Regions from separate parts of the Mus musculus genome. Here regions 1 and 3 are each linked to region 2. Evidence: chromatin loops called from intact Hi-C (ENCODE). Cell type or tissue: left cerebral cortex. All regions are shown on one strand. Each heading gives the region's core, and the rest is flanking DNA. Links, peaks and the distances in the headings are about the cores only.

Evidence for each region. Peaks named below come from ENCODE experiments on the same cell type or tissue, not always from the same donor. Only the 100,000 strongest peaks of a DNase experiment are listed, where the experiment ranks them.
Region 1: a loop joins it to region 2, with 5 times the contacts of the local background. A loop is called at or near these places in 4 of 42 quality-filtered maps.
Region 3: a loop joins it to region 2, with 4 times the contacts of the local background. A loop is called at or near these places in 2 of 42 quality-filtered maps.

Annotation. Positions count from the first base shown.
Region 1 is chr8:66,435,494-66,446,201 of GRCm38, forward strand. The region is part of intron 7 of Marchf1 (membrane associated ring-CH-type finger 1); the gene reads left to right. Among named protein-coding and RNA genes, the nearest start is that of Tma16, 46 kb to the right of the region's middle. In left cerebral cortex, for the core only: CTCF peaks have their summits at 5,865 and 7,511 (motif pointing left); DNase peaks (open chromatin) are centred at 5,828 and 7,479.
Region 2 is chr8:65,612,105-65,622,812 of GRCm38, forward strand. It overlaps Marchf1 (membrane associated ring-CH-type finger 1), which reads left to right and starts at 5,936. Exons shown (of 9, transcript NM_001293784.1): 1 at 5,936-6,078. In left cerebral cortex, for the core only: a CTCF peak has its summit at 4,814; DNase peaks (open chromatin) are centred at 3,027, 5,887, 6,463 and 7,003; H3K4me3 peaks cover 1,719 bases; H3K27ac peaks cover 1,815 bases.
Region 3 is chr8:65,155,500-65,166,207 of GRCm38, forward strand. No RefSeq gene overlaps it. Among named protein-coding and RNA genes, the nearest start is that of Smim31, 31 kb to the left of the region's middle. In left cerebral cortex, for the core only: CTCF peaks have their summits at 3,853 and 5,365; DNase peaks (open chromatin) are centred at 3,274, 3,859 and 5,367; H3K27ac peaks cover 801 bases.

The DNA.
Region 1 (10,708 bases), core at 3,638-8,637, 820 kb after region 2:
AAGTCATTATCAGATTATATACTAGTGATGATGAAAACATTTCAACTCTATTAAGAAAACAAATATGAAGGCAAGGAAAGGTGTTAAGTATGAAATTAATACAACTTCCTTTTCAAACTTCACGTCAACATATGGAGAATGCATTCGTTATCCAGTAAGTTTTCAGTGTGGAAGCTAGAAAACAAGGTGAACTCACATAGCTGCTGCAGGGACACAGAAGAATCTCACTGAACTGCTGTGAGGGTTGAAGATGCAGGCTGTAGTAGAATTGTCTCTCCATAGATCTCCACTTCATTAGTTGAGCAGTGAGAAGAGAACTTCAGTTATTATGGAAAGAAGCCTCATACAGATTAGCAAACCGGAGTGAATAACTAAAAAGCCAATGATGGCTCATGACTTTGAGCTGCCTAATGTCAGCCAGGTTTGAGAACTGTATCTGAGAGAGGAAAAGTCAGGACTTAGAAATGTTGGCAGTGGTCAGAAAGTCTCCAGAAGTCTATATAGCACTACAGCAATGGCTGAATAGATGGCACAACATGAGTAATCATTAAATTCTGTTAAATGAAAGAAGCCAGAAAGAAGAATGTGGGTTACATCATTCTATGTCTATGACAGAGCATAGCATTAGGGGCTAGACCTAGTGGCATATACTTCTGAAACAGATCACTCTACAGTGAGGTGCTCTCTCAGAAATAAGTAAAAGCATAGACTCAAAAAAGGTCACAAGGGCTGGACAGATGGCTCAGCTGTTAAGAGCACTGATTCTCCAGAGGTCCTGAGTTCAGTTCCCAGCAACCATATAGTGGCTCACAACTGTCTCTAATGAGATTTGATACCCTCTTCTGGCATGCAGTTGTACATGTAGATAGAACACTCATGCACATAGAATAAATACATCTTTTTTTTTTTTAAAGAAAGAGAGAGGTTACCACAGGGAACAGGAAATCTTTACGCTCTTAGATATGCCCATGGAACCAGTGTGACTAGGAGAGCTGTGTACACACCCAACATGAAAATCAGAAACAAATTTACAGCATGATTTTTCTTTTTCCATATTTGTTTTTTTTTTAACTCAATTGTGTGCTTGTCAGGCATGAAGTTTGCAAATGACACCATGTCACAATGTCAAAAGTTACATAAGCCTACAAAGAGTGACCTCGAGTTTAGCTTAACAGACTGTGTTGATGTTCACAAGTGAGTAAACAGGTTAAAACTATAAATGTCTACAATTTGATACATTCAGTCTATGTAGCAATTATATCTTGATAAAGCTGTTGTCTATCCAAGCAGAAAGCATGGGTAGGTAGATCCCATTATTAATTTCTTGCATGTCCTTATAAGAAATAGAGATAGTATCTCCAAAGCCTTCCTCTAGATAGTTCAGGTTGGCCTCTGGATGTACAAAGGCCCTAGAGCATCATAAAAGGGTGTGTCATCCTGGCCATGCAGAGATGTACTTGAAGAAGCATGCTAACATGGAAGGAAATACTCTGTTAGACAACCAGTGGATGACTCCATTCCTGAGCTCTGCTAGAATGAGGAACCATGTGCTTGAGACGCAACACAATAGTCTTAGGAAAGGACAGGAGGTCTTTGAGAGGGGATTCAAGCCCTGTGCAGATCCTGTCCTTATCTTGTTTTTAATTTTTATTAACTTTTAAATTAGCATACAAAATGCTGAGTTTCACTATGACATTCCCATGCATATACGCCAACCATTGATTGCAGCTTGCACGTGCTCTCCTCACTACTTGCCCTCATCCCTCCTCCTTGTCTTGCTGATCCTCTTCCCTCCCAGTTGTGCCCCTCCAGATCTCTTATCACATAGCTATCTGTATATATTTAAATGTAGATTCTGTTTATGAAATGAAATACATATTTATCTTTCTTCTTCACTTTGCCTTACTGTCCCTTGTCCCTTGTTTCTCCTCCCTGATCATCTCTTAACACTGTCTCCCAGAGTGGTCCTTTGCTGGTCTGTTCTCCAACTGTTTCCTACGCAACTGTCTCTGCAAGGGTTTATCCTCCTTATCATCTTCTGACCACTGCCTCCCTCTGTGTATATGCTCACTCTCTCCTGCAGTTCTCTGCTCTCTTCTTAGGTCAAAGGGACCATTTTTTCTACATTCTGAATCATTAGCAACTCCCCAAATCCCCACCCCATCCTTCAAGTGCTAAGAAAACAAAACAAAGAGACACAGAGTTATGAGAATATTTTAAAAGGTTTGAATTGCTTATATTCCAGCGTATTCGAATGTACATACAAAGATAAAGATTGCAGATGAAATTAGGGGTAATTTTTATCTGTTTTACATTTCTATGTTTTATAAATTATTTCTAGTGAATAGGCAGTTGATAAAAAAAATGATAACATTGTAAAAGACATAGACACAAATTTCCATGATAGAGGCGAAGTCAGTACCAAGAGAGACAAGTGAAAAATAAATGGGAAAGTAGTATTGGGTCAATAGTTGAAGGGCATGGTTTGTTTGGACTGTACAGGGACCTTCTGTCCTCACAAATAAGAAGAAGGGAAGTGAGAGGGCTCAGAGCAGTTAAAAATATGCACTTAGTCTGAAGACAGGAAGTTAGGGGAGTTTACCCGTTAGGAGTATCCGTGTTCTCCAAAGCAGAAGTGATCTTTGAGCAGACCTACTGTCACATCAGGACATCCTCTCTTCGGGAATACTGTAGGAGTTAGAAGTTTTCCCCCTCCTGTCCCCATCACCCTCACAGCTGCACAAATGGCCTTTGATGACCCAGAGAACCCATGTTCAATGTAACTGGAGATTTGCTTGACTGTAGCACATTTGACCAGCATGACCTGAGACTTTCCCATCCCTGTCTCCCGCCTGCAAGTGCCTGAAGTTTATTTTCTATTTCTGCATAGATCATCCAGGCTGGCCTGCATCTCTTCCTGTGACTCTGAGCTTAGAGACTAGTCAGGTTGTAGAGTTCACCTCACATTTGGTGAGGTCAGCACCAGCAAAAAGAAAATGCCATCTTGAAGCAGGGCTTGCCACCTTTCCCAGCTGTGCCTCCTCCCTCTGCTTCCCCATCCTCTTCTCCTCAGAAGGAAGGACAGACATACTATTTGCATGCTTTATTCCAGAAGAGGTCAGCTTACATCTGTGTCCCCCATGGTTTCGGTTTCTGTGTCACGTAGTCATTGTGAAACTTCTTTAGAAGAATTGTATGAAGGACATCCCGGAATACCATCCACTTTTATCTGGCCACTAGCCAGGCGACATCAGTCCTGAACTCTGTACTCCTTGATGCTGACTGAGTAGCAAAGGCATTCATGGCCATCTGCACACTTGTTCCTCTTCCTGGGCCTTTTCTTCTCAGGCACATCCTCAGCCAAATCTCTGTTCCACACAGTACTACCCAGTTTAAGATATTCTAAAATTCCCTGCCCCTTCCCCTTGTATCACAGTCTATCAGAAGGTATTTATGATCTTCAATAGAACAGAGATACTTACAAAGAAATGTCAAAGAACCATGCTCCATTTTCAACTTGGTAATTGAACTTTGCCTCTTTGGTGGTTTGCTGTTAGTTTCACTGGTTACCATTTTTTTAGTTTTTAATTTTGTGTGTGTTTGTGTACTTGCACACATGTGCACATGTTTGCTGTTGGACGTGTGTCAAGGTCAGAATGACCATGAGAATCAGTTCTCTCCTTCTGCCATGTGGGATTGGGACATTGGACTCCAGTCACTGGGCTTTGCAGCAGACACCCTATCCTACTGAACCATCTCACTCACCCTGATAGGTTGCTTTTCTGAGGTAGGGTCACACTCTGTATGTAGCCCAGGCTGATCTAGAATTCATATAACAGTCCAAACTGGCCTCAAACTTGAGGCAGTCCTCCTGCCTCAGTTTCCTGAGTTTGCTGCGATTAAACACGGACAACCATACACAAATCTTTGGGGATTTTCTAGTTTTGTTTTGCTTTCTTTTAATTAAAAACTATTATAAGAATAAGGTCAGACTATGCAGTAATTTCTCCCACCAAGATGGGATCTAGTGATCTACAACAGCTAATGCTTCAGTAGAGAAAACAGTTCCTTATTGAATAAACTCATTAATAAATAGTAAACCGTAGTAATAAGTAGGAATGAATGACATAGAGAAGGAAACACTGTTAACCTAATTTCATAAAATTTCTAATTGGAAAGAACAGAATGTAATAAACTACTAAATAAGTGCTTTAAAATAAGTGTTCCTCGAGTAAGTATTATTTTTCTCCTTTATACCTTCCATGCGGAGAATTAAACCCAGGGCCTTGTATATGCCAAGCCAATGCTATCCCACTGAGTCACAATCCTAGCCCCCAAGATTACTCTTAAACATTAGACAGAAAAGTGGAGCTGTTATTGAAGGGGAATGTTGCCAGGTCTTAGAAAATTCCTCACAGGAATTTGCAAGCCTAAGGGGCCATTATAGGAAAGAGAGTATCTAGGCACAAGTTCTCTAAGTCCCAGAGAAATCACTCTGGCATTCCTCACACCTGTGTTAGATCCTGAGGCCTCCTGGGGCTGTCCTTATTATAAACCAATTTCTCCCTGAAGAGTTTGACCATGGTAGAATGGAACAGAGTTCCCCTTCGGATGATGCCAATACTAGCACAAAAGTGTCTGTCCCATATGTAAGTGAGCGTTTCCCGTTTTTCTCCCACTTAATTAGTCACTCTTCCTGTTGCTGTGACAAGACAACCATTTCCAACAAAATAAGCATCTTGAGAAGGGTTTGTTTTGGTTCATAAGTTGAAGTTAGAGAGAAGGTGATAGGGAAGGCATGATAATGGGAGCATAAGTCAGTCAGTCACATTCCTAGAAATAAAGAATAATCAAGTTTTAAATTGCATTCTTATTAATGCAAACATGTGTGAATGCCTGTGTACATACATGCATGCCTCTGTGTGTGTGTGAGAGAGCATGTGTGTGTGTGTGTGTGTGTGTGTGTGTGTGTGTATGTGTGTGTGTGCGCGCGTGCTCATGAGCATCTATGTGCAAGCATGCATGCATGCATGCGTATCTTATGAAGCATTTGTAGAGGTCAAATGACAACTTTGTAGAGTTTGTTTACTCCTTCAACCTTTGACCAGGGATTGAACTCAGATCAGTGAGTTTGCTCAGTCAATGCAGTAGGTGATCTGTACCCTCTCACCAGCCCCACTTTCTCCTTTTTATTCAGTCTAATACCTCGGCCTACGAAATGATGCCAGAGACATTCAGTGTGGGTATTTTCACTGCAGTTACCATGATCTAGAAATTCCTTCATGGACACACCCAGTAGTTTGTTTCTTTAGTGATCCTGCATTCTGTCAAGGAACAATATTACTAACCACCACTCCTAATACCAAGTGAGCTGAGAATCAGCCCTGAGAAGTGGAACTCATTCCAGTAGGGGTGCATTGTTTGAGAGTAGAATAAATAAGTCACACATCATATCAAAATACTTTTAAAACTGATTTTAGACATGTTAACTGAGACACTATTCATTTAAAAGTGGTACTAGATCTGAAACCTGAATCAATAAGTGACATATTAAAACTGAACTAGCTTCATTTAAGATCCAACACAACATTTGCAGATTTATTTCAAAATCTTAAGTGATTAAAAGACTCTCTACCAATAAAATAAAATAAAATGAATGAATGAATAAATAAATAAATAAACTCTCTAAATTCTGTGCAATATTGAGATGTGAGGGTAGCATTGAGTCCAGACAGGATGGGTAGATAAGAATGTTTTTGATTCATGAAAATAAGCATAGACAAAAGGAGTGTCCATAGAATTGAGCTTATTGTGAGTGTGTGTAGGGAGGATAAAGAGACTTTCCTTTCTCTTTGCTGCCATCTAAAGGAATATTCTAGAATGATATTTAACAACAGTGAAATGCCGTTGAAAAGCAATATAAGAGCTTATAACATCAAAGCCTATTATCTCTTATTGATGTGCAATTACACAGTCTCCTAATCTAATAAACACTCCAAATTTCACATCTGCCACCCCAACCAGTGATTTTCTTTTCCATCAACTAAAACAACCCTGTCCATTGTGATATTTCTTCATTAGCTCCTGAATTAAAAAAAAAAAATCTGTCACCTTAGTTTCATGTTCTAAGCCTTGGTTTCTTTGTCTAGAAAATGAGGTATTAAAAGTGAGCAGTTTAAAATATCTTTTTAAATTGGGCCAGGAGGTAGGCAGATCTCTGTGAGTCTGCAGCCAGGCTGCTCAATACAGTGAGATCCAGGGCAGCCAGGCCAATGTAGATAGACTCTGTTTCAAAAATCAAACAAACAAAAGTAACACAATAATAATAAAAGATAGATAGATAGATAGATAGATAGATAGATAGATAGATAGATAGATAGATAGATAGATGTCTTACCAGGCCTGGAGGTACATATCTGCAATCCCAGTACTTGGAAAGTAGAAACAGGAAGATTATTTCAAGTTTGAGACCAGCTTGGTTACATTCAGAGTTTCAGCCCAGCTACAGCAAATATAGAAAATATCTTCCCCAAGAAACCAACAGTCTCCGAATACTCCTAGTCTTTCAGTCTGCTTGGGAAATGGAAAATCTCTTCTACATCCAAGGTTATGACCACCAAGTGACCACAGAGCAGCCCCCACAGATGCTGTGGAAAATCACTAAAGAAGAACAAGAGACAGGCATGGCAGAAATCAACATGGGAGATGGACTTCCAGAGGGGAGTATGGTCAACTGACACATGACTGTGTCTATTCCAAGGGTCCTTAAATCCACAGGGAAGAGAAACTGTGCATGTTAGAAATGCGATCCAGTTTCTCCTGTGTGCCTACACACAGGCATCTGCTGTGCGTAAGTAAGCATCCCATGGACACAGCACCACACAGTTTCTAATCTACCTGCGGCCTGAGGCAGAACCTCTGGGAGAAAGCAGGACAGCCAATATTTTTAAAGAAACTTTGTTTAATCTGTTGATTTGATCTTTAACTAATTTGTGTTTTTACCATGATAATGGCAGCTCAGACACAGGTAGCCTGCAGGAGAATATGAAAAAGCTGGAGGAATAGGATCACTAATACGAAGCTATGATTATGTGTCTGGTTAGTTCTCTAAAATATTTCCTTAAACACTTCCTTTCTTTGGGATGCAACTCTCAGCCTTTACCCTACACAAAAATCATTTGCAGCACATGGTAACAATGCATATTCCTAGGTTTCTACCCCCCAAGTCATGAAACCATGATGCAGTCCAGGAATTCACCATTTTAACTGCTTACCCAATGGATTCATGCAGATGTTTCTAAGTCACATATATTACTGCCACCTCAAGATAGATTTATGAAAAATACATCTCTCTCTCTCTCTCTCTCTCTCTCTCTCTCTCTCTCTCTCTCTCTCTCTCACTCACTCACTCACACACACACACACACACACACACACACACATACTGCTCACAAATCATCTACATAGTACCACTACACCCTCTAGTGGACAATGTTGCTGCGCTTTCCTCCTCTACAAAGGAGAGAAAAGGGGAAAGGCATAATAAGAAAAGCTGTCTTTATAATCTAGAATCAGGTTTGTGCACACTTACAGGTGAATGTATATATACTGTAGGTTTATATATACTTTAGAGAGGAAACTTTAGGTAAAGTTGACAGCTCAGAACCATTGTTTTCAATGCTCAGATCCTCTTATCTGCAGATCCCATCAATTGTGTATCTGAATTATTCAGAGGAAAAGAACACCTGTACGTTGATCATGTTCCCGTGTTTTCTTGCTGTTAGTCCCTGGAAACTACAGTCTTACATCCTTTTTTTTTTTTTTTTTTTGGTACTGCAATTCATTTCAGGATAACTGAGAGCATACAGAAGGATATGCATAGGTGATATACAACTGTTCTGCCATTTCATAGAATGAATTGGAGGCCTACACACCTCTGAACTCCTGACAAACTTTGCTTAATGACAGTAGGTTCTTCGGTCACTTGAAGATTCACAAATTCAGTTGCCCACACACATGGAGCAGGTTATATAAATATGTGAATTATGATGGGTATAAATGAAAGAGATGGTGGGGACCCAGGCAAATCATGTTAGCTGCAATGAAATAAATTCAAAGAACAAATACAATTGTTCAAAGCCTACTACGGAGGTAATGGAATTTTGTTTCACAAGCCAACTGGGATTCCCTGGTGCACTAGCTGACTTACTGTGTGCTATTTATATATAGGTAATATAAGACACAACCTCATCCACACACACGAGACAGCATTGCAGGTCTGTAGATATAGCCCAGTAGTAGAATATGTGATCAGCATGTGTGAGATGCTGGTCTGAGCCCCAACAGCTCAGATGGTACCACCACCACCTCAACTTTACCAAAGAGGGAACTGAGACGTGAGGAGGGTGGATCACTTGCCCCAGGTTAGATAAAGCTCTTTGTCAGTGTCTGCTTCACCCCAGATTCTGGGGTCTCCACCATATCAGCTCCAGTGGCTACGTAAAGTGTGACTATGTGTGTATCTGACCTGTGCTCTCTCATAACAGCAGGCAGCCTGTTCCAAACCCAGATCTTTCTCTGCTCTTTTCTCTTGCTCGGTATCCTCTACAGTATATGGGGTTGTTTGTTTTGGGTTTTTTTTTTTTTTTTAGACTCTTCCATTCATTAGCTTTGCTCTTAGATGGTTTCTCATCTACAAATTGGCACTCCCCTCTGCACCATTACAACACAGCCTGTGTCTCATGGCCCCACTGAGTTACGCCTCTAACCTACACCTTCCAGATCCTTCATGCCCTAAACAAACTCAACCATCCTATCCATTGAGAGCCTGCTTGCTGCTCTTGCTTTAACTAACCACAGCTCATCCCGTGACAAAATGGTGTTCCAGCAACCGCTGGGTGTTGTGACAAGTTGCATTTGGCCTCTTTTCACTTCCTCGTTTCTCTGTCTCAAGTGCAGGAGCATTGTTGTTGCTTTAACACAACAGTGCTGTAACACAGCGCTTCTTAGTATACTCTCTCTCTCTCTCAGAGCTTCAAACAGTTTAAGAAATTTCACATTAAGAGGGTCCTACAAAGATTCTCACTGACCACCCTTTTGAGAAGAAGAGCATTTTCTTGTCTCATTCATCCACAGAAAGCTATGGAGCTGTGCAATTGCCGAGGTAGTCATCAGGATAGCTTATCTGGGATGTTTCCACCACACTGCTGCACAAGCTCTATATTTCACATGTGTGATACAACCTTGTCACAAGTGTCACATCGATGCCTTGGGATATATGCTTACATATAGACTCAAACTCCAGGCCTGCTACATGCTAGGGAAGTACTCTACCATTGAACTTTATTTCCAAACGTGGTATGATTGAGTCCCTTAACCGTTCAGTAAAAGAAAACATAAAATGGGGCATCTTGGATAATCTGTAGTATATTCTATTCACTCCTAACAGAAAAAGAAGGTATCACTATATAATCTTGTAGATAACCCCACCTACTGTATGCAAAGCAACTTGCCTATTACCTCTCTTATCTTTGTCCCTATAGTGAAGAAAAATCTATTAATTTTTATGATATTTGACACTCAAAAAAAATCTATTCCTTCTCCCAAAATAGATTGGGTTGGTGACTTAATTCTGCATGATCAGATCTCGCCCACATCTCCCTCAGAGATGGTACTATACTTCTGAGTTAGTGCAGAAGGAGAGGACAATCTAAGTCCACTTGGATGCTAGGCTACAGAGTCCACATTATGATAACTGATGGATGCTCACCAGATCTGTTCTAAATTACTGGTACTGTTCAGCATTTAAATTTGTTAAATACATCCTCTGTTGACTAAAGCAGGCTATTCCTGTCAATTCTTTGGACATGAGGAGATAAAAAACAGAGAGGTAAAATAACTTGGAGGAGACATGCAGTCCTAAGTGGCAGAGCTAGAGTCTGACCCCAGAAATCCTTATATCGATTAACATCACTTGGATCAGAGGACTGCATTACAAATCTTCAAATATGACAAATGACAAATTCAGCAAGACCTGTGTGTGTGCACGGAGAAGCAGCTCCCTCTACAGGGCTGCATTTCCTAGCTGTATTAGTTACTTGCCTTACTGCTATGATCAAAAACAAAACAAAACAAAAACAGAAACAAAAAACTGACAACAGCATGGATGGGAGAATTTATTTTGGCTTACAGTTCTCAGGGATACAATCGAGCATAGCAGGGAAGCTGGAATGGGATGAGACTGGTCATATGGTGTCCACACCCAGGAAGCAAAGAAGCAAAGAGCAATGAGTGCCTGTGCTTGACACCACCCCCACCTCCACCTCTCTCTCTCTCTCTCTCTCTCTCTCTCTGTTTCTCTGTCTCTGTGTCTCACTGTCTTTTTGTCTGTCTCTGTTGCTCTCTTTCTCTGTGTCTCTGTTTCTTACTGTCTCTCTGTCTCTTTCTCTCTGTCTCTTACTGTCTGTCTCTTTCTGTCTCTGTCTCCCTCTCACTGTTTTTCTATGTCTCCTCTCTCTCTGTTTACTAGAGTCTGTCTTTTTCTTTCTATGTCTTTCACTGTTTCTCTGTCTCTGTCTGTCTCTGTCTCTTTCTCTCTGCCTCTCTCTGTCTCTGTCTGTCTCTGTCTCTTTCTCTCTGTCTCTCTCACTCTCTCTATCTCTCTCTTTCTCTCTCTCTCTCTCTGTCTCTGTCTCTACCAGTAGCAACA
Region 2 (10,708 bases), core at 2,274-7,273:
AAAATAAAGCAAAAGCTTAAAAAGTTTATATTTGTTGGAAGACCAGAAGATATAAGGGAAAATATTGGATCTTTCAGCTCTCTGTCTCTGTCTCTCCCTTTCCATCTCCCTCCCTCCTTCTCTCCCTCCCCCTTCCTTTCTTCCAAATCACTGGCTACTTTTGTGAAGAAAACCAGGCACCATGCTGGAAACAGCATAGCAGAGCATCAGTAATTGAGGCTGAGTTAGTACAGTCATTCTAAATTTTCAGTGTCAACGTTTGATATAGTCATCATTTAAACAAGATCAGAATATATGTTAGGATTATTATGATTTTGGATGCAAATTTTGTAATGAATTAGAATACTTCTGAGTTTTTAATCTAATAATTGAATATTTTATTTTTTAGTGGGTTGTAGCCAGCCATTTGGAAAAAAAGTCTTAATACACTAAAAAAAGTAGATTATTTTTCCTCCCTTTGGCTTTTTGAACCAGAGCCTCACTATGTAACTGAGTTTGGATCATGCCATGTAGCTCAAACTGCCCTGGACATCCTCCTGCCTCTGCTTTACAACTGCTGAGGCATGCACCACCACACCTGCCTTTAAACAATGATCAAAGTCTCAAAAGGTTGTTAAACTCTCAAATGTCACTTAAGCATTATAAGGAAATTTAAATACAAAGACCAGAATGAAAACTGTTATTTCTCAGGCAAAGATGAAGTAGGTCAACTGTGATTAGGAAAGAACATGGGTATATGTTCACAGTCTATGTGTAGCTGTGTGTACATATCTGTGCATGAACATTTATGTATGTGAATCTGTGTCATGGTTCATATGTGGAGGTCGAGGATAACCTCAGGTGTTGGTTCTCACCTTTCACCTTTTCTGAAACAGGATCTCTTTGTGGTTTTTCCCACTGTGCACACACTGAAATAGCTGGGTATTTGGGGACTCACTCCGTCTCCTTATAGGGGTGCTGGGCTTATAGGCACTCTCACATGTCTAGCTTTTACCAAAACAGGAACTGTTTTTTTTTGTTTGTTTGCTTGTTTGTTTTTGTTTTTGTTTTTGTTTTTTTTTATTGAGGTATAGAGTAAGCTCAGCTATTAAAGATTGAAGGTCATGCCAAAACACAGCATTTTTATTTCTCTAAGAAGTACAGAATCATATAAGTGAGTTTTCTTTGGGACCAAATAAATTATTATATATGGATACATCTTATTTTGTAAGTAAGACATACAGGCTAGCTTGAGCATGGCAGTGTACTCCTGCAACTCTAACATTATGGTAAGGATGTTGAGTCAGTTCTAGGCTAGACTGGATGACCCAATGAGATTCTGTTTCAAAAGAAATAGTGCTTGCCTAGATTTTTAAAAGGAGAATCCATTAATTATCATCTCATGCCTAGAAGTAATTTGTGTGTATATGCTTAAAATTGGATGCAGTATGAAAAGGCACATGTGTAGTAGATAGATGATTATACTGTTAATTTGTCAATCAAAATAGAAAAGCACCTACATTACAGCCATTAGGAACCAAACTCTTACTTCTCATTAGCCCCAGATAAGAAAGCCTCGGACAATAATTAGGGCTCTGTAACTAATGTATTTCTTTCTGGCATAGACCATTGTTGAATAAAGTTTCCTTGCTACTTTTGGAAATCCTTGTTTTTATTTCAGTTGCTTGAATAAGAGGTCAAGAACCTGAAAACACTCAGTCCAGACATCTGTCGCCAACACTGATTACAGTTTTTTGCTTCTTCGCTTGCTAACATCTTTTTAATATTTTTAATTTTATCTTATGTGTATTGGTCTTTTGCCTGCTTATATGTCTGTGCACCACAGGCATACAGGGCCAGAAGAAGCAGAAGAGAGTGGTGGAACCCCTGGGACTGGAATTGCAGATGGTTATGGGCTGGCAAGCTGGTGCTGGGAGTCAGACACTGGTCTTCAAGAAGAACATGCAGAGCTCTTAATTGGACAGATATTTCTCCCTGTCCTTGGATCCTTCTGACCACCAACTTTAAGGGGAAGGATCTGAAATCTGGTACTAGGCTTTTTGTCAGCATAGCTTTTTTAATGTATTAATTTTTAAGATACTAATGTATTAGATCCTTGCCTCTGGAGCTGGGCTTTTTGTTTTATTTTATTTTTAAAGCAGGGCTAAGAAGGAATTTTTTTGTATGTGTGGTTATTCTTGTCTTCAGATCTAGTTTGTATCTGTACTTGTGCACTCATTCCAACAATACTTAGGCAGAGCAAAGTAAAGAGATGAAATGAAGACAGATGGGGCATCAGAAAACCAATCCATGAGGCAGGGTTTGCAACTTGACCTTCTAAAATGTACTTATATGAGCACTTCTAATTATGTTTATAAAGCAGCTGGAATACTTTCTCATCTCAAAGACAGCTGTTACTTATACCCCCAAATTCTTCTTCTTTTTTTTTTTTCGAGACAGGGTTTCTCTGTGTAGCCCTGGCTGTCCTGGAACTCACTCTGTAGACCAGGCTGGCCTCAAACTCAGAAATCCACCTGCCTCTGCCTCCCAAGTTCTGGGATTAAAGGTGTATGCCACTACAGCCCGTCTATACCCCAAATTCTTATCACTCAGTGTTTTCATTAACCTATTTCATGCTTGCTCTGACTTTTTATACAATGATCTTCACTATTTTGATATTTAGAAAAATAACTGTTTCTAGAAATTGCTCATGCATTTCATATTTCTTTTGAATTTAGGAGATACACATACATTAATATCTTAAGATCAAAACATTAAAAGTTATGGCTGACAAAAATCCTCACACTGGATTTCAGATCCTTCCCCTTAAAGTTGTTCATCAGAAGGATCCAAGAGACCCCCCCAAACAATGTAGATCATTGATATCACTGTTGGTTGCCCAACAAAACTTGATGGTAAGACCATATTGATAAAGAAACCGTACATTTGGTCACACGACTTGAAGAAATCAAGCTGACAGCAACTTGAAAGCTCATTTCTCTGGGCAACTTTCATAGTACCAGAAGGTGCTCCGTAGGCTGGTGAGTGAGGAGAGTCAGCCACAGCTTCATCTAGCTGTGCACTCTATGAGCTAAATAATGATCTGCCTGGAAAAGCGTGCCTGTGGGTGCAATAATGGCTCAGATATTATAAGGATAACTAACGGCTTTCTGATTGGATTTAGAACCCACTCCTTAGGTGTAAACTCATGGTTAGTACTATAAACACACTACTAGAATTTTGCTAAGTATACATAGCATCAAACTGTTTTCTAAATATGCATCTCTGTGCCCACAGGTTAGTGAATACCTTGATCGTCATTAGAGAAACATGTTTGCTCAGAGGACACTGGTTATTCAGAGGCTCCCAACTGGTCAAAGCCCAGAGAACAAATGTCTGTGAAGAGTTCAGTCATAGATGGGGCATTTACATTAGCTCAACTCAGGTTTATGGGTATATTATGAAACAGTGGCAGAAAGATGGTAAGAGCAAGTTGTCAGGGACGGGCAGGACAAAAGTTTCTAATGGTCACCTCAGAATTATTGCACCCATTGACTGTAATGTAGCTGTAGTGACAACCACAAAGCATAGACAAGACCAACCACATTCAACATTCTAGAATTAGGAGAAGTGAACATGAGCCTCCATCTCTAGCTGAGAATTTATTGAGGATCTATGGCTTCCAGGAAAGGGAGAATCAATTTTCATTAAGAGGGTGGTCCCTGGTGTGTTGACTGGACTCCATTGGCCAGCTAACCATGAGAATACCCATGAGCATAAATTAGACTTAGTTGGACTTTTTAAAAACAAATGAATCTGGAAAAGGAAGTTGCATGAGATCTAGGAAGAGTTAGAAGGGGTGGGTAGAGTAACTATGATTGAAATATATTTTATATATGTACGAAATTCCTAAAAAATTATCAATGTTATATTTAAAAGGTAGGGATATTAGCAAAGATATTGGATACATATAGCTATAAAATGAAAATGTTAAAGATGCCTATTGTACCTCAAATATTCCAATTTGCAAATGACTAAGTGAAAGTTAACCCTTTTAGACTTACTATGTTATTTCCAAACTATATGCATCACAGACTTTTTTGGATATTTTATTTAAAATAAGTTCTCATTTTGTTTTAAAGCTTGTTTTTCTTTGCTGTCTATGAGTGTTTTGCTTGCATGTATGTATGTATACATTAGCATACCAAGTGCCTGTGCAGGTCAAAAGAGGTCATTGGGTACCCTGGAGCTGGGGATATAGGTGATTGGGGGTGCTAGAAGTTAAACCAGGTCTTTCCCAAGAGCAGTAAGTACTTATAACCTCTGAGCTATTACTCCAACATCAGTATGGCTTTTTCACAGGTAATATATTGTCTTTTGCTGGGAGAAGCCTTACTGAATTTTAAATTTCATAATACATGAACTAACCTCTCTAATAAAGGGAATAGGCTTCAGTGTTGTTGCTACTGTTACTGCTATGTGGAGTCCTCTTTCTCTTTACAAAAGATACTGACTTTCTAACTGTACCCACATTTGTAATGAATGCTACTCCAGCAGGTGTACCTCTACAGAATAGAGTCTAGATGCTGTGCCCAGGAGGTACACTTTCATTGTCAACACTGCTTGCTGCTGTTCTCCAATGTCTTCCTGGGGTTAGAAGTGGCAAGTTATCCTGCAAAAGTCAAGAGACTCCTTGAAGCATAGATAGCTGAGGAAAAAAAAAAACTCAGATGTTAGAGTCTTGCATTTTTTTGTTTTATTGGGAGTTATTAATTTTACATATGTGTGTGCATCTGAATGCTTATTTATGAATCAAATGTGCAGGTGCCTACAGATTCCAAGAGAGGGCATTGTATCCCTGGGAACTGGTGTGGTGAAGGACAGTAAGCCTCCCAATGTGGTTACTAGGAATCTGAACCCAGAACCCACACAAGAGCAGTCAGTGCTCTTAACCACCCAGCATCTCTCTAGCACCAAGGGGTCTGATATTTAACAGCAAGAGTTTCTGATACATGTGTGTTCTAGATTCACGTAAGCATATGGCTCAGATTGTAGGTTGTGCTTGTATATTAATACTGATGGAGCTTTGAAAGTATTAAGGCTACTTGGCCAATTTGATGCCCGTAATATAACTCCTACGAATGTTATAAAGAACATTAAACAACAACATCACACCTTTGTTAAACACTATGTGACTTGTGTCCCTCCTAGATGGCAACCCTTGGGGAAGCCAAGAGAGGCTGCCCTAGGATGTTCCCTAGTCCCTAGAGTACCTTCTAGTCTTTGGTGATTGCATGGAAGGGGAGTATTACCAAGGTAGCCCGAAATTCTGCTGGTGCCTTCCAATCCCAGAGGAGTGGTCTTCCAGTGTTCCTGTCTTAGATCATCCACCCTTCATCACCTCTTAACTTTTGCTGCGCATCACCAAGGCAGGAACTGACAGGAGGAACTTTCTGCTAAGACCAGGCTCCAGTGTTCCAGGAGGTTGTCTTCATTCTCTTGCCTGTAGCACAGGGATCATCACAGAACCTCAGCTCCCGAGAAGCCAAGAGAAGGATATCAGCAACAAAAACGACAAGAAAACTTTCTCCTTACCCTTACCTTTCACCACTAATTTAGATATTGATTTAAAAGTCACCAGAACAGAAAATACTGTTTTATCTAGGCTCTGCCTCCACCATGTGCATCCCACTCTTCCCTTTTCTGAAGTCTCTACTCTGTCCTGTCCTTGACTCCAGCTAAACAGGTTCTTGTTAGGTTCTAGGAATAAGTAAAGACTCCGTTGTGTCTTCTTCCTGCTCTGCTTTTCCCCATGTGAGTGCTGGATTATTCCAGTTTTTGAGCATGGCAGATTTCCACTGGATGACATCATGGGAGCCCAGTGAGTGCCGCTGGTGGAGGGGGACAGAGAAGGGGAGGAGGCTCAGAGGAGGAAAGAGGGCTGGGGAGCCGAGCCAGAGCCAGGCTGCCTGCCACCGGGCTGCACGTTTGTGAGCTGAGGAGTGCACCGCCAGCCACTGACAAAGGATGGGAGGATGCCACTGCCCTGGGATGCCGGCTGCGCGCAGCCTGCCGGCCTGAGCTACTTTACCCTCCCCGGTGAGTGATTGTAAAGACCATTTGATCAGCCTTGGGCAGAGTCCTCTTTGGCTTGTGGTCCTGGGAGGCTTGTCCGTGCTCCAGAGCACAAGACCTGGCACAACAGTAGCTTGGAGCCCAGGCGGCAGGTGACTTTGCCCAGGTGGGTTCAGCACAGGAGGTCCCGATTCCCTGCTTAAATTGGTACCCAAGCCGCTAGAAGCAGGCTTCTCTGCTAGGCTTCCCCAGCGGGGTGCTGTCCTGGTAGCTCCCCTTTGGTGGATTACAAGTCAGCGCTGTTTACACCCGCAGCCGCACCCCTCTGAAAGCAATTCCTTTCAGTGACTTCCTTTAGGGTGGATTGGAGAGAGAAAGAGAGTACCAGTTACCCAGGGAAGGGCGCGCACCAGGAAAGACCAAGTGCAGCCTTTGTCTTGTGTTTAAAGCGGATGCGCTCAAACCTGAATCAGACTCTCAGCAACTGTTGGGTTTAGTACTGGTTCCCCAGCCCAGCGCTGCTGGGTGAGAGATGTCACTGTTTTCCTGCTGAAGGAAGTGGAGAGCTGGGACTTTAGACTCTGGAAGGGTCCTGCGCTCACATGGTGAGTGTCGCAGTTATCCAGGTGTGGAACTGGCTTCTGGCGCACAAGGAAGTGAAGTAGATGGCGAATACAGAGAGATGCCCAAGTTTTATACCAAGTGGTGCAAAGGGAAACAGGAAACTTAACAGAGAATGGCTCTGTAGATCTTTTGTCCTTTCTGATGCGCTTCTTTGGGGTATTGTTGTGGAGAGTGAATGGAAGCCGAGCTATGTCCAGTGAGAATTTTAAAAGCTCCAGGTTTTCGTGGCACTTTCTTTTGTTACTATGGAAAAGATTTGCTGGATAAATAGGTTATACATCACTATCTTTACCGTGGTGCACCTTGTGGACTTGAAGCAATTCAGAAACTGCTCAAGTGCCTTAGTTGAGAGTAGCACCCTGTGCGTCAACATACCAATACCCAAGCTCGCTGGCTTCTTGCCCTGGGGACACATGCTTTATCTATGATTTTCTGCTGTTTGGGAAGAGTCCAATTTTCATATCGCAAGAAAATGGTGATATTCATATGAACACGTGTGTTTTTTTTCTGTCAGCCTCCCACTAACCACCTTGTGATGAATATGAAAACCAATAAAATCTTGATACTTTGGGTACACTTGCAAAAGAAGGAGTTTCAAAGCTCTGTTGTTGGACAGATTAAATAAATTTCAATAGCTAATACATATTCTTGGATAAGTGGAAAAATCACTTATCATTAAGAAGATTCTAGGTATAAAATTTTGGTGTGAGTGACCTTAAGATAATGACAGGATACAAGAATAAGGTAAGACCAGTTACAATTCAAATATCATTCTGTTTTGTCTGTAAAGGCTTAGTGTTTTCCTTTAGATTATTGTGTATTCTTTAAAGATAGCTGGTCTTAATGAAGGTCTTATAAGACAGAGAATCAAAATATATTTTCTTCCTCTATGATTTCCCCTTCTAATAGTTTGTGTTGTGTTTTGTTTGTTTGTTTTTTTTTTCTAGGCAAAGATGATAGGGGATGATTGGAATAATGAATGTACTGGGAGTGTAGGGAGATCTGAGCTACTAGGACTCATATTTATAGATATGAGTCACAGAACTAGGAAGGCTATCACAGCGCGTTACTTTGATTTGAGGGGAGCTCTTTCTGGGTTTTACATGTTCGTCTCCTCTGAGAAGCACACAAAGTGTTTGATTACGTGAAGCTATGTGCAGAGACAGATAATTTGACCAGAGAGCTTGCCTTTATCCAGGACTGCTGAGATCAGCATAACATTTTATTTTCTGTGATAATAAAAACAAAAAGAATGCTTATTGCATTATTTGTGTCTTGACTTCTTGTCACAAAAGGCTCTGTTCCTCTAAAGGTTTCCTTTCCCACCTTTGTTTTCTGTGTCTTTGTTGCAGAGCACACTCAATTCTATGATAAGGTTTCTGAATACCTGTTGCTCATGTTGACTATTTCTATCTGATAGTATGATAGCAGATTATCTTTAAGCATATGCATAGACCTAAAGTGTGCACGTGCACACACACATACACAAATGCATATACACATACATATGTGCACCCCCATTCAGCTGGCAATGACAAGCAGAACATTTTGCAACACTTGATTCAGTTCACATAAATGATATTGCCTTTAAAAATGATATTTATCCATTTCCACGTTAATAAAAATGTAAAGCAAAAGTTGTTTTTCACATCTAAAATAATTTAATTAAAAATGCTTTACCACCTACCCTCAAGCTAAAAATGTTTTCTCATTTTATTATGACTGTATCTGTAATATGTAAGGAAAGTCTTCACAAAAGACGTGTCCCATAAATGAATAGTACATATTTGATAGGATGTACAATATTATTTTTTGAAAAGCTGAAGATAAAATGGTGTTCCTGAATTAGAGTTTGTTTCCCTAATCTTCTTTAAGATATGCCACAAATACTTTAGTTGTTTCACTATAGAAGAACTCTACACTAGAAAATACGAATACAGTTAGTCAAAGCCATAGCGTGTTGCCAAGAGCAGACTCTAGTGATGTGCAGATGGGACACTGTCATCATGGGGAAGAACAGTGGGAGTTACTCTTCCCTCACTTGGATCAAACAGGCACTTAAGTGAGTAGAGGTTCATTCTGGCTCACAGTTAGAAGGAGTGCAGGCCATCCTGGTGGAGGAGGCATGGTGTTCGAGCGACTCACAGCTGGACAGTAGGAATGTGGCTGGTTCATCAAGCTGACAGGAAGTGGAGTAAGAGGAATGCTTGTGCTCATCCACTTAGATCTCTTTTCCCTTTTATTCAGTCTGGGCCCTGAGCTGATGGGATGGTGCTACCTGTGTTCAATGTGGGTCTTCTCTCCTTATCACAGATAGTATGTCAGAATGCTGGAAAGTTTCCAAGAAGAGATGCTGTACAGCATGGAGTTCATATTAGTTAATGGCCCGTTGCTTTCATTTTTCTAGTTTGTTGATTTAACAGATATTTTAGCATCTCCATGATTTGAAATTTCCTTCATGTTCCTTCAGGCAATGCTATATTTTGAACCCAATCAGAAGGTTATTTTGTGTCCTTTCCATGAATACATCTTATGGCTTTTCCTCCTGAAGGATGCTTATGGATCACAAAACATTACTCTTGTTGTTGTGGGTATTGTTTGATATGGATATCGGCTAGCCAAATACAGTTGAAAAGTTGGTGCACCTTGGTTTCTTCTGCAATTGTACAATGAAAGCAAAAGTCAGGAGTTACAGGGTTATTTAGGATATTGGCAAGTATATTTTTTATTTTTAATTACATTTAGTGTGTGTGTGTGTGTGTGTGTGTGTGTGTGTGTGTGTGTGTGCATATCACAGTTTGAGTGTGGATGTAACAGGACACCTTGCAGGGGCTAATTTTCTATTTTCACCATATGGGTCCTAGGGGTTGAACTCACACTGTCAGGCTTGGCATAAGTGCCTTTACTGAGTTAGTCATCTCACTACCCTAAGTATCAACTTTAATGACAGAGTAAAGAAAATTTTATTGCAGTTTTTACACTTGGAATTAAAGATACTGTATTAGGATTCTCTAAAAGAAGAGAAATGGTAGAATGAATATATCTTAAAGAGATTTATTTGATTGATTTACCAGGTATGGTCTGGGTAGTCCAATAATGGCTAACTCTTAGAGTTGCCAAAACTGGAAATTGTTCAGTCCATGTTGCTGGATAACTCAGGAGTCCGATCTGGGACTGAAAGCTGGGAGGGTATCGGCAATGCTGCTGGTCTTCAGCCTTCATTGGAATGCAGAGGTTGGATACCAGTATCAGTTCAAGAACAGAAGACACAGGATAAATGAACTTGCTAGCAAGAGTGACAGCGAACAGGCTAGCAGCAAGTTTCTTTTTTTTCCCTTCTTCTATGTTCTTTTATCTAGACTGCCACAAGACGGTACTGTCCACATTTGGGGTGGGTTTCCACACTTAAAAATAATCTGATCAGAATGGTATCTAATATGAATACACAGTAGCTTGTGTTTAGTTGTCAATCAAAAGTAGCCATCGTAGATATTCTGAGTCAATTTCTTTAGAAGTGACCATTAATGATTTATTATATATTTGTAATGACTTAGTATACATTGGACACATTTTATATCAATGTGTTTCTGTATATTACTAATTAATCAGCTACTTTATTGTGCCCAAATGATAAACTCAATAGGGGATCTAGTTTTGAACTTATCATGTCATCAAGGATAACTCTTTTCTGTAAATCTACTTATTTTAACACAAAATGCATATGATCTTTTCTGCCTTATCTTTATCAGTGGGGGAGGACAACACACATGTATGGCAGTGATTTAAAAAACAAGAGAAGAGCAATCTGACAAATAAACACAATTAACCCTGTGCCCTTTAAATTTCCAATTCATTTCAGTTAAAGAAATAAATTTATAAATGTAAATTTACTTTTGATATCTGTTTTAAACATCTAGCATTTTAAATCAGTGGTGTATCTTAGCCTTTTCTTATTATAATTTTCTCTGACAAACTATACATTTTTAAATTAACACACTTTTATTAAAATTAGCTGAGTACTACTTTCTCA
Region 3 (10,708 bases), core at 3,189-8,188, 460 kb before region 2:
AAAACATGTCAAAATTGTGGCTGCTCCCCCCACCCCCCATGGGACACTTACGCAAAATAAACAAAGCTCTGAAGGGGCAGTTGAGCACAGAAATAGTTTCCTATACAATAGGTTCTTATTAAATACCGATGTTAAACTGTTTATAATAGAATATTAACACACAGAAGGAAGCTGATGAGCATTTTTCTGGATGATACCATTTCAACTCAACTTAGGTTATTTGCTATCTCCAGAAAACAATGAAAATCATTTGTTAACCCCACCCCACCCCCCACTCCATTTTGCCTTACAACGTTTTCTAAAGCGCTTTACATATTAATTTCCTGAAATCCAAGAAATAGATTTTCTAGGTATTTAACCATGTGATACAGGAGGATTAGTCAGCTTACCCAAGTTGTCTGTCCCTGTCTCCGTCTTTTCCCTTGCTTCTCTGTCTCTGTCTCTATCTCTGTCTCTGTCTCTGTCTCTGTCTGTCTGTCTGTCTGTCTGTCACTCTGAATTGAATCTAGGGTCTTGTGTCTACTAGACAGGGGCACTACCACTGGGCTGTATCCCCAGCACCCCTTCACTTAATATTTGAAAGATGGTTTCATTATCTTGTAGGATCGTAAAAGGCAGCCTGGTTTTTGGTTGAACACGGGCTGGAAACCCCGGCGACCCTGAGGGATGGAAGGTGATTTGCTATGTTCCTGGACACCAGTCTCCTGACACAAGGCTGCAGCCCTCCATACATTTGTGGCTCTCAGTCACATAAAGACAATGTCCAAAGCCCCTCCACATGTAGAGGATGTGAACTCTACATGTAGAGTTAATGTAGGCTCAAGACAGATCTCCATTTTAGTAAGGTACCTAAAGGCCTGAAGGGCTTAGCCAATTAACTTTTCCTTCCCAGGCACTCCTACCTGCAAAAGGTATTTAACCTTAGGCCTACCCTGAGATAGTGGGGTCCGGTTTTACTCATCTACTTTCCACCATGACAATAAATGTCTTAAAACCAAAGACTGCCTCTTTTCATCGAGATCTGCCATGAGGAGCAATGCAGTAGGCCTTCACCTAAAGAGCTGACCTTCTAATCTCCTGCAGAAGGCCTCTCAGAGTCCCAGCTACGCCCTCCACCAAGCCAAGACACCCTCTGAACAAACCAATGACTGCTCCCCGCGGGATCCAGCTGCAGCTCACCCCTCTTTTCCCCTTCCACTCGGGGCTAGATCCATCCTGCAGAGCCCCACTCTGTTCTCAGCTCTTCCGGGGCTCCCTGAGATGCCTGGGTGCCCAAGAGCTTGAGAACCAGATGACCTAACCTCCCTGCAGGAACAGGGACTCACAAGCTAGCTCCGGCAGTCCCCCGGGAACCTCAGACCATGCTCCTCCACCCACAAGCAGTGTCCAACGACTTGCCATAGCCTGATAAGCACCTGATGCCAGTGTGGGGTAAAACTCCCAGGTCACACCTCCAGGAGAGGTCCCTAGCGGGACATAGGCCCCAATTACCCTACATTATCTCACTAAGTTTCCAAGAATGACCTTGAATTCATCCTATAAAGCCCATGTAGAACTTGAAACTATGATACTTCTGCTTCAGCTTCCCAAGTAGTTAGAATTCTTTCTTACAGGTAAACTGTTAAGGGAATTTACTATCTATCTATCTATCTATCTATCTATCTATCTATCTATCTATCTATCTACCTACCTACCTACCTACCTATCATCTATCTATCTATCTATCTATCTATCTATCTATCTATCATCTATCTATCTATCTATCTATCTATCTATCTATCTATCTATTATCTATCTATCTATTATCTATCTATCTATCTATCTATCTATCTATCTATCTATCTATCTATCTCTCTATCATCTATCTATCTATCTATTATCTATCTATCTATCTATCTATCTATCTATCTATCATCTATCTATCTATCTATCTATCTATCTATCTATCTATCTATCTATCATCTATCTATCATCTATCTATCTATCTATCTATCATCTATCTATCTATCTATCTATCTATCTATCTATCTATCTATCTATCTATCATCTATCTATCATCTATCTATCTATCTATCTATCTATCTATCTATCTATCTATCTATCATCTATCTATCATCTATCTATCTATCATCTATCTATCTATCTATCTATCTATCTATCTATCTATCTATCTATCTATCTATCTATCATGTACAGGCATATGTGCATTGCAGAGTGTATGTTGGAGTTCCATGGACCACTTGGGAGAGTCTGTTCTCTCCTTCAACACTGTGGGTTCTCTGGGGATGGAATTTAGCTGTCGCAGGCTTGTGGCAAGTGCTGTAACCCACTCGACCACCTCACCAGCCAGGAGACAGCTTAATCATCATAGACATTAGCGTAGATGCATACAAGCAATATACTTTTATTATAAATTACTTTCTACCAATTTGGTGCAATGTAAGGCATAGCTTTCTATGGCCTTAAAGAAAACGATGAAAGAAGAGCTTAGCTTGACCCTGGAACACTGTCAGCTTACAAGACAGAGCCATCTGTGCTGCGCTTCTGGGCAGTGAATCTCACAGCTGATCATCACAAGGGTGGTCCAGATTATACTTTGAAACTGTGCCAGAGGCTCCAAAGCCAACAGCTTCTAGGAACCAGACAGATACACAGGGAGGGTATGCGGCAGTGGAGGATCCTTGAACGGCTTCATCCTTCAGTAGCTTTAATTTTCTGACTCCCAACTGACTCCCCATAGAGGGAGCAGTGTGAGAGAGATTTCATTTCCCCCTAGTTCTTCTCCAAGGAGAGCAACCACATAGCCGTGAAGCCAGTGTAAACATCAGTGCGGAGAGCACAGCTCCGAATGAGGGCCTTGTGGGGACCGGTAGAGAATGTTCTACCTTGGGACCATTCCTATCAGACTCACCTTGCTCTTGACTAGCTTGAGAGATCACGGGTTTCATCTTACCAGATCTCCAACTGTCATGAGGCATTGAAATAAAATTTTATTTTTAAATTTTAAAATGTGATATCCTCTCATTTGAAAACGTTTTCAGCTAAGCCAAAAAGTATTTCAAAATTCCCCATTGGCTAAAAAGTATCCCGAGGGCAAGACTTGGCTCTTGGGCTGTTAGCCTGTAACTACTGCTAACCTATGTCTTAACTTCTAGGAACAATTTCTCCTTATAGTGCCTTACCTCAGTAGCCAGATTCCTGCTAGACATCTACGTCAGTATTGCAGATCACCATCAACACACAGAAAACCCCACACACAGTCTTTGCTGTGAAACCCACTCCTTTGCCTAATCGATGTCTTGACCACCGGATCCCTTGCTCTAACCCTCTCAGCTCCTTTGACAACTCAGTGTTCTTGTCCAAGTACCAAGTCATCTCCTTGTTGTGACCTATTAAAGGGTAAATGTTAAAGTCCTCTCCTTTCCCCTAACCCCCGAGACATACACAAAGAAGACACTGGAACACACAGTGTAGATCGACCCATAAAAGGAACATTGTGTTATTACTAGCACCTAAAGTGGGTGGAGCTGCCAAGCTTCACAAACACTGTACAATTTCATGAAGTCTTTAAAAAACAAGAACTGAAATCTTTTCTATACTGTGCCACACATAAATATTTCACATGTGCACAGCTTGTCAACGTTTGTTGTCATCTGCACCAAGTTTAAAAGCAGCTTTCCCTGGAAAACTCCTGTGAAATCAGCCCTCCTCCCTGCAAACCCGGTGGCTGCTACTCCAGCCAGAAGAGTTGCTCTATTTTCGTAGCGACGCGACACAGCTTTGTACTCGCCCAGCATGCTTTTGTATTTCCTTATTCTGCCACCAGATGGGCTTTTAAACGGAACCAAATCATATAGCTTTCTGGCTGAAAGCCTCGCAATGACTTCTGATTAATAGCAAGACAGAGTCCCAAATTTAACCTGGTTTTGAGGACCTCCAGGATTTCATTCCATTTAATAATTTACTCGGAACTATCTAGTGAGAGTTGGCTCAGTCGCTCTCTGCTGTAATGTATGACAATGAAGAAAGCAGGCCAGCAGCTCTGCCGCCCACACTTTTCTTTTAAATGTAATTCAAAACATGGCTTGTTGTGCATTATATACTGGTTAACTCATTTTAGTTTTGATTCAGGGCCTCATGTAGCTCCAGCTGGCCTTGAACTCGTGGTTGTAATCAAGGCTAGCCTTGGATTCCTGATCTTCCTGCCTCTTCTTGAACGGGTTACAGGAAGAAGTCATCATGCCCAGCTTCAACTGATAGTTTAGAATGTTTTCTACTCACAGATTTCGTGTGGTGTCTGGGTACCGACAGCACCTAAGCAAAGGCTTAGGGGATACACACATAACCCCACTGCTCTGTGCTCTCAGTGTTAGCATCTACAACTAGCAAAGAAGAAAGTATCTCCATGTTGGGCATTCTCATCATCACCAGCTGGCCATGCTGATGACATAGTCTATTTCTTTAGTAATACTAAGAAATTGCATGCATTTGGGATTTTTATTTAGGCTTCATAACTATAGTTTTTTTTTGGGGGTAGGGAGAATGGTAATTCTCCTTAGGGAGGAATGCTTGTTATCAAGCGTGATGGTCTGAGTTTGACACCTAGAAAGAAGAGAAACAACTCCTGGGGGTTGTCCTTTGATTGCCACAGATGTATTGTGGTGCTCTCTCTCTCTCTCTCTCTCTCTCTCTCTCTCTCTCTCTCTCTCTCTCTCTCTCTCTTTCACACACACACACACACAATCAGTAAATAGACATAATAAAAAAATAAAAAGAACTCTGGTTTTGTAATGTCAACTAGGAGTACATTTTATCTAGATTTTTAAAAAATTGCTTCAGTTTTCTAAAATGTTGGCTAGCTAGTTGAATAAATGGAATAAGAGGCTGACGGATAATATATGGGTGGGACAGGCGGGTTATGATAGCCACACAGCTATTGTTTGGCTACCTTAGAACACCACCATAGCACACACACTCTGCCTTTCCTGGTAACTTGCTATCACTTTGTTCTCAGTGTGAGCTGCCTTAGCGATTCCTTCTCAGGGTCAGAAGGCCAGGGCAGGTGCCAGGGCACGAGGATGAAGATGGTGAGCATCATCTGCTGGTGAGATGGAGGCAAAGAAGGAGAGCGCAAAGTTTGAAGGGGATAAGAAGGTTAGGGTCCATTGAGACCAGGATGTGTGTGTGTGTGTGTGTGTGTGTGTGTGTGTGTGTGTGTGTGTGAGAGAGAGAGAGAGAGAGAGAGAGAGAGAGAGAGAGAGAGAGAGAGAGAGAAAGAGAGACTTGGCCCAGAGAAGTGGGTGTGGTGAAGAGTACTTGCTGCATTTGTAGAAGAGCTAAGTTCAGTTCCCAGAACCCACAGCAGATGGCTCACAACCACCACTAACTGCAGTCTCAGGAGATGAAACGCTCTTCTGATTTCAGTGGGTACACTCATGGATTACATCCACATGCAACACACACACACACACACACACACACACACACACACACACACACAGACACACACACAGACACACACACACACACACAGACACTCACACACTGAAACAGGAGTGAAAGAAATCTTTTTAAAAGTTTTTAGACTTTTAAATTTTTCTTTAAAAATTTTCTTGTCTTGTCTTGTCTTGTCTTGTCTTGTCTTGTCTTGTCTTGTCTTGTCTTGTCTTGTCTTTTTTGTACTTTGAGACAGGGTCCCACTATGTAGCCCTGGCCGTCCTGGAACTCTGTAGACCAGGCTGGCCTTGAACTTAGAGATTCACCTGCCTCTGCCTCCTGAGTGATGGGATTAAAGGTGAGCACCAACACTGCCTGGCTAAGATTTATTTTGATATTTGTTTATGGGTATATGTATTTGTCTTTGTGAGTGTATACCACATGTGTGTGGGTATCTAATGGAGGATGGAAGAGGGCATCTGATTTCTCAGAACTAGAGTTACCAGTGGTTGTAAGCTACCTGATATGGGTGCTGTGTGTACCTAACACAGGGCCTCTGAAAGAGCAGCAAGTGATCTCAACCACATCTCTTCAGTTGTCCAGCCCCAAAGAAGAGAAATTGAAATTAAAAAAAAATTGAATTTCAGAAGACAGAAAAGAAGATAAAGAGAATAAATTATGATAGACTCAAAAGGTAAGAAAATACCTTCAAAAAAGTATGTCCTTCTGTGTTCAGGAGTCTCATTGGCTGGGAAAGACCCTGCAAGAAGACCTAAGGGTAAGAAGGAGCGAGGCATCGGGGAATCCAGTCCAGAATGGGTCTGCCTATGTTACAACAAGGTAGGAGAGATCAGAACAAGGAACAGGAGTGGCAGGCATGTAGCTGGAGTTCCTGGGTAGAAAACTGCAAGCAATCTAAAGTAGCTATTCTATGTTTATGAGACCAGAGCCTCCAACAATGTTGCGTGACCTACAGCTTTTAGACATGCTGTTTGCTTCTCTACTTTGATTTGTACCATGTTGCTCAGTCTGAACCTAGATAGTATAAAGAGAAATATCACTGAGCTATCTGGAAGTACAGGCCAATTCCCCACATGCTGCTCCTGGAGCATCCTGTTTGTCTGACTGGCTGGGGAAGACTAAGCTGAGCATCAAGGACAAGAAGTTAATTTGTTCTTAGAGGATTCCAGGAGCACAGGCTTTGGCAGGCTTTAAAATAAAAATTTACGGCTTTAATAAAGCCGATAAAAGTCTCTCTAAGTTTTATGTGGTGAAATGTGATTTGATATTCACTGGAGATAAAGCAATAGAGTTGAGCCTTTCCCCAGGGCTCCTGCTGGAAATGAAATGGAACCATTTGCAAGGAACCCAAGGGATCATTGTGGATTAGGATCTGGGTGATTCTGGCGGAAGAGGAGGAATGTGGGAAGAGTTCAAGCACAAAGGGAACAGATATGAAGTAGAGTTTAAGTTAAATGGTGTTAGGTGTTTCTTTTTTGGGGCACAATTGTATACCTGAAAAGCCAGACAAAAGAGGAACCAGCCCTAGGGCTGAGAAGATTTTAGTTTGCTCATTTCATGGGCTCACATGCCCCCACTGAGTCCCATGATGCCTTAAAGAAGGCTACATGTTTCTTTAGCTAAAACAGGACATACAATAATGTGTGACTTTTATCTTCTTTATCTTTCCCAGGTCCAGGGAGAAGGGAATTTTTCACATAATGATAGATCACAGGCATCTAGGCGACCCCAGATGGAGCATCTAGTTGTGATCCATCATTGTGACGTTTTAGTTTTAGCCAACATGGCTGCTCACAGGGGGACATAGAACATGAGTGAAATTGGAAGGGGCAAGTTCGTAGGAGTCTTATATCAATAAGAGAGGGGGTGAGCGTGGATCCTGATGGTATACATCTCCCACCATCTAGCTGACCGTGGGTCTTGCCTCAAGCACATTCAGTGTTCTTTTTCATGGTGTATTTTTCCTTTTAGAACAAATATCTCCAAATCATATATCTTTGTCACTTGGGAGCTATGTGGACACACTCAAATCATATGAAATCCAAGTTAGTGGCTGTTTTTATTAAGACTGCTAGATCTTTCTTGGGAGATAAATCAGAGAGATAGGACACAAATGTTTAATTTGATTTGGTTGGCTATAAAAATTCACACCCAATTTTTATTTTTTGGTGAGAGTGATGTGTTGGATTTTTTTTTCTTGAAGTGAGGGATTGGCTTATCTTTCTGTCAAATTTGAGATCAAGCCATGAAAAGAGACTGGAGTTTTATATCTCCTACTTTTTAAAAGGTAGTTGAAGTGGAACTATTATAAAAGTTTCTTATTTTGTAGAAAGCAAAGGGATGCATGGAGTTCTGAAGGAGAGGGCTGGGACTATGGCTTATTCATGTTCTGCTTGCTAAAGTTAAATGCTTGCTACGTAAGCATGGAGAGCATGCACAGGCATACAACCTGAACATGTACACACACACACACACACACACACACACACACACACACACACACACAGAGAGAGAGAGAGAGAGAGAGAGAGAGAGAGAGAAAGAGAGAGAGAGAGAGAGAGAGAGAGAGAGAGAGAGAGAGAGAGAGAGAGAGAGAGAGAGAAGTAGCTCAGTGGTTAAGATTTCATCCTGCTCTTGCAGTGACTTTTTGGTTTTTAGCACCTGTCAGGTCAGGTGCTGAAATAAGTATATATGTGCTAGAGAATGAAGATTGATAGCCAGATTTGACAGAAGAAAAAAAGATTCATACATCAAGGATTGGAAAGAATAGAAAGTCATTGGTAAAGGCATTGAAAAGATATCTGCCTATCTGGCATCAGGATTGACAAGGTAGTTCAGGTTAAGGGTACTCAATTACTTTGGTTGGTAATATTTAACACTTACTTAATTTTAGTTATTTCCATCTTTAGTTTGAGATGCTTGGATAATCACTGGGTTCTTCTAATGTTTGTAACAGAGTTAGGGGAAGGAGAGTATCAAACTTGGATCTGATATCAGTGGGACTGTTTGGACTCGAGAGCAGATCTTGTCACACAGTAGGAAGTTGACTGCATTTTCTTCTTAAAGATGCATGATGCTGATAGGTCAGTTGTGCTGTCTGTAGATATAGGACATGGCTATAAAATATAATTCCATTTATTTATGGTGGGTGCTTTTATATGGTTCATGCACCATGGTGTACATATGGAGATCACAGGACAATGTGTAGGAGTTGGCTGTCTCCTTTCACCTTGTTTCCCAGGAATCACATCAGGTCAACAAGTGCCTTTACCATGGGGGATGTCATTTTTTACTTTTAGACATAAAAATACCTAAAAATAGTCATGCTATTTGAAAAGCAACCAAATTTGAACCAAGCTAAGTTACTTGAGAGGATGCTAGGGTTAGCAGGGAGTCTTCATTGCCTCTGAGGAGTATGGAAGGGAACAGAATGTAACAGACAACATGCCCTACTATGAATCTCTTTTACTTTCTTTACTGTAGGTCACTTATCTTTATTTCCAAGTTCAAAAGTATAGATTTAAATATATGAATTTAGCCCAAGGATAACAAGCAGTAGTTGTATTGGATATACTCATTATAGATGCTGGAAGCCAAGCAAGAAGTCTAGAGATCAGTGAATATATAGAACCCTTGGTAAGTCAATGACTCTCCATCGGAAGATCACACAGTTAGGAGTATTTAGGCAGTACAGATTGCTCTTGGAGGCTTAAAAAAGTATACACAATTGGCTGAGTGGGGAAGGTGGGATGAATATGGGAAGAGCTGGGGAGGAAGTGAGTAGGATCAAAACACATTGTATGATCTCTCAAAGAACTAATAAAAAATGTCAGAGCCAAAAGAACAATCAGGATGAGATAGATTTATCTAGATTTACAGTAGCAGCTGCAGACAGCAGTCACTCAAGTTGGGGATGGCCAGGGAAAGGTAATTAATTGCTAACACTGGGGGGCCAATGTGTATATTAACCCATTTTTATTATTTGATGCCTTCTTCCATTAGAAAAGTTTGAGAGTGATATTTGTCCCTAGGAATAAATTGGAATTTCCCAGTGGTGAGAAAGCCAAGTGACTGATTATCTGGAGGATTGTTCTTCATAATTCTGAGAAGATTGGATCAATCAGAAGGCATGTAGGGCTTGCATAACACTCCAAGGAAGTACAAGAGAGAACCATTTATGGCAGCTGTTTCTTTCCTGTCAGATTGTTTTATTTTTCTTTTATTTAGGTGAGTTAAAAAAAAACAGATGAGAATTTAGTTTCTGGACATGATAATTTAAAAAGTAAGTATCCTTTACTAGTTCAGAAAGTTTGCAGGCTGGTGTGGTGGCTCTGAGGGTAAAAGCTCTTGCTACCAAATCTGACCTGACTTTGGGGGTTCATATGGTAGAAGGAGAGAACCCTTCACCTTTACATATACACATTCATGCCCTCTCACATATACACACAAACAAAACAAGTAAGTAATTAAAAAATATTTAATAAGGAAGGTGCTGATTACAAGCCCCTGCCATTTGGCCACATTATTGTTTAATTCTAGCTGACAATTGCAGTCAAAAGACCTGTTAGTGTTCTGTAGAGTGTTGTATGATGCTTGACACATACATGACACATGCATGACACATGCATGACACACACAGCACTGAGTTCAGCATTGTCAAGAGCACTCAAGCTTGTTCTAAATATTTCATTCAGATTAATTTGTGTAATTTACATGCACATTCAGTGACAGGAACACTGTCATTTCTCCGTGTTTCTGAGGGAAGAGACCGAGAAACAGAGAGACTTAACAACCAGCCCTCTGTCATACAGACAGTAAGTAGAATGGCTTTTTCAGCTCATCTATCTTCTTAAAAGGTAGCACTTGTAAATGTCTGCATCCAGTAGCAACTTGTGACAATCAGGGAGTAGGCAGTGGAAAGGCAGAAGATGCTATGGCTGATTTCCAGGAATTTGAGCTGTTGCACAAATGAGAGGGGTGGGCATGGCAATGCAGGCCTGAAATCTGGTTATTTAGGAAGTTGAAGCAGAAGGATTCCTGTCAGTTCCAGGCCAGAGGGAATTACACAGCAAGACCTGTTTTAAAAACCCTGTGTATAAACCCTGTGTAAAGGAGTGGAATGATTGAGGACTTTGGATCTATAGATCACAGTATCTTTTAGAATATAAGGATGTTGACAAAGGAAAACTACCATGGTGATATGTAACTTGTGGTGATTATTTGGCTACCCCATGTAGGATGGTTTAGAGAC